2 separate regions of the Homo sapiens genome follow, and region 1 is linked to region 2. The links are chromatin contacts, found by Hi-C or POLR2A ChIA-PET in ENCODE. All regions are on one chromosome and are shown on one strand. The core of a region is the stretch at or near the end of the contact, and the rest is flanking DNA. Distances in the headings are between cores, read along the strand shown.

What was found. A loop is a pair of places that touch in the nucleus more often than their neighbours do. ChIA-PET counts read pairs that join two places held with the same protein, here RNA polymerase II (POLR2A). Pooled maps may share reads with other maps.
Region 1: a loop to region 2 is called in a map of PC-9, with 6 times the contacts of the local background. The contact joins two enhancer-like sites. A Hi-C loop is called at or near these places in 1 of 168 maps with a recorded cell type or tissue (PC-9) and 1 of 50 pooled maps. POLR2A ChIA-PET finds 5 or more read pairs at or near these places in 5 of 52 experiments (AG04450, BJ, OCI-LY7 and 2 more).

Annotation. Positions count from the first base shown.
Region 1 is chr2:172,994,678-172,997,377 of GRCh38, forward strand. RAPGEF4 (Rap guanine nucleotide exchange factor 4) reads left to right here. Exons shown (of 31, transcript NM_007023.4): 16 at 1,789-1,877. Among named protein-coding and RNA genes, the nearest start is that of MAP3K20, 80 kb to the right of the region's middle. Within about 2 kb of position 1,379, at least 6 of the 41 ENCODE cell types and tissues checked have a DNase peak (open chromatin) inside an H3K27ac peak, as active enhancers do; they include PC-9, where a contact is called at or near this core.
Region 2 is chr2:172,952,861-172,955,560 of GRCh38, forward strand. The region is part of intron 6 of RAPGEF4 (Rap guanine nucleotide exchange factor 4); the gene reads left to right. Among named protein-coding and RNA genes, the nearest start is that of MAP3K20, 120 kb to the right of the region's middle. Within about 2 kb of position 1,389, at least 3 of the 41 ENCODE cell types and tissues checked have a DNase peak (open chromatin) inside an H3K27ac peak, as active enhancers do; they include PC-9, where a contact is called at or near this core.

The DNA.
Region 1 (2,700 bases), core at 129-2,628, 42 kb after region 2:
TCATATATTTCAGGAATTACTGAATTAATTGAGCAATATTCTCTATTTCAATATCGAAAGTCATTTATAAATATGCCCTCTTCTTTCCTCAAATATGCATTGCCCACAAGAGGAAAAACCATTGTCTTCTACCTTATCTCTTTTGAGAAAGGGGTCAGACTTTTGAGATGAAAGTAGACTATTTTTTTTTTCTATTCCCCTTCTCTCCTCCTCTAGGCTCCAAAGCCAGGTTTCCTCAAAGACTTAACTGTTTAGCTTCCTTTTGGTCTTGTGCGCGCACTATAGTTTTAGCTAACAGCTGCCTTCCAGATAGACTGCATTGGCCACCTCATTCAATACCAGAGGTGCTCCCCTCACCATTTTCACATGCACATATGTTAAAATGTCTGCACATCACTCCCTCAGGCCATGGGTTAAGATCCTGAGATTTAACAATATGTTAAGAGTTACTCTTGGGATCTCAACACACCTCAAAAGTCTCAAACAGGCAAGGAAACCAGAGCTGAATTCTCACTGCTTTCTGAACATTAGACAATTTTATTTTCATTGTTGTTTTTACTTGCCTGTTTGTGTGTGTGTGTGTGTGTGTGTGTGTGTGTGTGTGTGTGTGTGTTTGTATTTTGAGATGGAGTCTTGCTGTCACCCAGGCAGGAGTGCAGTGGTGTGATCTCCGCTCACTGCAGCCTCCGCCTCCCGGGTTCAAGCAATTCTCCTGCCTCAGCCTCCTAACTAGCTGGGACTACAGGCATGTGCCACCACGCCCAGCTAATTTTTTGTATTTTAGTAGAGACGGGGCTTCACCGTGTTGCCCAGGCTGGTTGCGAACTTCTGAGCTCAGGCAATCCGCCCGCCTCGGCCTCCCAAAGTGCTAGGATTACAGACGTGAGCCACTGCGCCTGGCCCCTACTTGCCTGTTATTTTTAAGTGAAATTCCAAGCAGAAAAGCAAAGCCTGAGTTTTGGAAGAGAAGCACTCAGATCATCTGAATGTATTTTGTCTACAGCTCCCACATAGTAGTGTTTTGTCACTGTCTTGAGTATGATTTTGAAACAGTTCACATGCAACTTAAAAAATAAATCCTCCTGTGTTAATTGAAGAACACCATGGAAAGATCTTCTGAAATAATGTCTAATATAACCCCCAGTAATTTATATCTGGCATTGAAATAAATTATAAGGATTTTCTACTGCTGATTTATTTCCCATTCATGATCTACTGGGGTTTGTTTGTTTGCTCATCAGTGTTATGGGGTTTTGTTTGCTTTCTCTCGTTTTATTATTAGCTGAATTTCCAAAGCACATACCAGTGTACAGTTGGGAAAGACAGAGCATTCCAGAAATAGGCGGGGGAATCCAGTGTGGGAAGAAGTTTTGCTATGAGTAACCCATATATGGATAACCTAGCTTACTCTCACTTCCCCTCACCAGCTCCCCCTGCCTGACCTGAACTGCCCTGGGTTTTACATGTTCCTTTTTATTCTCCTTTGGAAAAAAGACTGAAGTTTCTCAGTTCCCAGCCTGCTAAAGCTGCTCTTCAAGAAGTTTACCTTATTTCCATATAGGGAAAAAAGAACAGTGTTTGTAGTAACGACTTCACTTTGTGGGTTTTCTGTTTGTTTGTTTTGTCTTCTTGTGTGACTTTGACAAAGTGTGTGGTCTCTCTTACCATGAAAGGTATATGGTTCCCTGGGATCTCAAATTAAAAAAAAAAAAAACTTAGATAAGTAAAAGTTTTTTTAATGATTTGCCCACTTTTGAAAAATTAATGGCATTTTTGTTTCTTATCCAGGTATACTGTGATGTCAGGAACACCTGAAAAAATTTTAGAGCATTTTCTAGAAACAATACGCCTTGAGGCAACTTTAAATGAAGCAACAGGTATACACATAGAACCGTTTGCATGTCCATTAAATCCATGCATAGCATTGTTTAAAAGTCCTGAATTCATTTGCAGTGTGTATAGCGAAAGCAGTTTGGGAAGGGGATTCTGTGTATTGATATTTGAAAAGCATCTCTGTGTGACCTGACTGGGAACAGTCCTTCTGACTGTCGTCTTCCCTCCCCAATCCTGACTGTTCTCTAGAAATGACTCAGCCTCATTTCTACATACTATGCCTCATCTTCCCTAGGCATCTCTCTCTTAAGTTATTCAAATCCCACCTTCTATAGGCATCTATTGGGTTTATCATACATCCTACCTATTCCCACGAAGGATTTGAAGCTGCCTACATAAAAGGTACAGCCTTGCTCCAGTTGGGAGTAAGATACTTCTCTCTGCAGTTGTTGTAGAGTCCAGCTGCTCTAGAATATAACTAAATGCCACCATTCGTTTGCTAGGGCTGCCCTAATGAACTACCACCAACTGGGTAGCTCAAGCAACAAAATTATATTGTCTTACAGTTCTAGAGGCTAGAAATCCTAGCTGAAGGTGATATTTGGGTTGGTTCCTTTTGAAGGCTGTGAAGGAGAATCTGTTCCATGCCTCTCTCCTAGCCTCCTGTGGTTTGCAGGCTATCTTTGGCATCCTTTGGCTTGTAGATGCATCATCCGGATCTCTGCCCTCATGTTCACACAGCATTCTCCCTGTGACTCTTCACATAGCCTTCCCTCTGTGCCTGTCTGTCTCTGGGTCCAAGGTTACCCCTTTTTATAAGGATGGCAGTCATATTGGATTAAGGCCCTCATTAAGGACCTCACCTTA
Region 2 (2,700 bases), core at 139-2,638:
AATCTTACATTGTAAGTTAGGGTTTGACAGAATCATTCTAAAAACATGCCATCTTGCAGCACTGTGTTAGGGTATGTTGCGGAGAAACTTGAACCATTTGCTAGCACCTGCTAAGAGCAGTACTCCAGAACAGTTGACAGGGGGGGTCCAGGCAGCCTGTTTCCTGGAAGCGCTTCCTTCGTCCGGTTTTACAGACTCACCATGCAGTCTTCTGTATTCTTCAGTCTCTTCTTACTGTCAGATACAAATAGTCAGACTGCAGCCTGAGACCACACTGTAGTCTTCAGTGCCCCTGATTTATGAGCCACTTAAAAAATATATATATAATAGCTATCTATTATAGATATTTTACATTTATATAATATACAATCTTTTATATCTATTATATATTATATCTATTATTTATTTTATATGTAATAGTTCTCTCTATATAATTCTATATATATAATAGTTCTCTATATATATCTCTATATATAGATATCTCATGATCTCTATATATGTATAGAGAGAATTATATATAAATATGTTATATAATAAATATAAAAAATAACTGTTATATATTTATATATGTAATATATAGTCTCAGTTATTTGTTATAATATATGTAAAACCAACCAAATAACTCTCTAGAGAGAGACAGACAGAGAGAGAGTATATTTCAACTCAGTGAAATATACACATGAAATAATCCCCTTCCCCCACTGACCACTATTAACTGTGTTCTCTCTGGTACTTAGCAACCATAAAAACACCTCAGTCTTAATCCATAAATGTTTTGTCACTTTGGGCCCTTAAAATGTTATTTCAGCTATTAAAGATTAGTCATGTACATGTTTTAAATGTTCAGCTCTTGTTGGAGCTGAATCCCTGAGGAGCCTGGACTGGTGGTCCCAGCATTCGGTGGGGTGGGGGTGTGAGGGTGAGATCTGTGTCTCCCATCCCACCTGTCTTTACTTGCACTTCTCTGCTACTAGTGTATGAGGGAGAGAGAAAGAAGACATTTATTCTTTTGACTGGTCAAGACAAATTTTTCCCTTCAGGAGACGACTGGTGGGCTAGAGTGGCTACAGTCAGAGAACCTTACCCCATGAGATAAGACACTCCTAAAGTCTTTTCCCTAGAGAGTCTGCCTTTATTATGGTGAATGCTCTGGGTGTATTTCACAATGATGATGCTTTCCTTCTCCTTGCCAGAGCCACAAGGAGACCCTTTTTTGGCTCTTCATGAGGAGCTGAAGTAGGTAAAACTGGTGGGGTTGAAGTAGGTAAAACTCACATAGTGTGGGTGCCCAGCTGAAAACGCCCCATCCCCAGGAGTTTCTCACTGTCAAGCTAATCTGCATTCAGCCTCCAGCAATTAATCAGAACTACCATCTAAGTATTCTTACCAGTTTGTGGTTTCCAGGTGAGCGAATCTCTCAATCAGGACTCTGGATTTTCCTGTCTCTCCAGATTTCTGGGTGGCAGTTTGCTTTGCAACCTCAATTCTCTGAGGAGCCCAAGAGCACTCATTATTTTCACTTTTTTCTTGGCCATAAGCGACAACTTTCAAGCTCTTTACAAGAGAAAAGCTGAAACTGGAAATCTCTAAGCCAATTTTGAACTTAGGGGAAAAGACTTGGGGAGGAAAAAGAAGCCTTCAAATGGAAGCCGAAGAAGTCTCTAGATGATTTTTCCATTATTTCACAAATGGAAAAACTTACAGAGTTAATTCAGAGTAGTGAAATCTGCCTATGAGTCTGACTTAGTCCTTATTTTAATTTCATCTGGGCGGCCCCAAAGAGTGATGACATTGATGATAACTATTACAAGAATGAGACATACATTTCAAAGATCTTAGTTATATTATTCCAAAATGCCAAAGCAAGGGAATATAGCTCCTAAAAGTATATCATTTTCACTAAAAAACTGAATACTGCTCTCTACCTCCTAGAAATGTCCTCAGCTGAAATAAGAAAAGGGGGATTTGAAATCCAAAATGTTGCAGCATTTATTAGATTCATATTATCTTGTAATTGTTTAACCCGTAGAAGTTTGGCTTTTTCAACAAGACCAAGAGCCCATTTTGGCCAGGTACCTTATCAGAGTCTCCTTCTTTAGCCTCGCACACTGCTCTGCACACAACAGACCTTCATTAAATCCTTGAATCAGATTGGATGTGGACTTGCCTGGCTTTTTACCGCACTGGTTTGGCAGGAGTTGTGTCCCAATCTTGCTTGTCATTCTTGTCTCTTGGTTTAAAATGCTGTGCTTTGCAAAAGGCTTCTTTGAGCAAGCACTTGAGGAAAAAGAATTACCCCCTTTCAAAAGGGTCTGAATATGGTCTTTCGTGAGGCCTATTACAGTGCCTTATACCTCATTATAATCTACTGGGGAGTTATTGTGCATCTTGTAATGGAGGCTAAATTCATATTTTTCATTCACCTGATTAGTATTTATGTATTGGCTCTGGTGCCAAAAGGAATATTTTCCGTCTCTGTTTCTCCTTTTCAGTAGTAATATGAACATAATACAAGGCAGTAGAAAGAGCATCCCCTTTCCAGAAACAAACAAAAATCAATTACAGTCAGTCCTGAGGGAAGTCTTTCGTGGAGAAAGCCAAGAAAAGCAGAAAGAAAGCTGAATGCCTCTGCCTTTATCTGTCCCCCCTGCCTCGCGGTTTTAGGATCACATTGTCACAGCCCCATTTGGATTCTTTCAT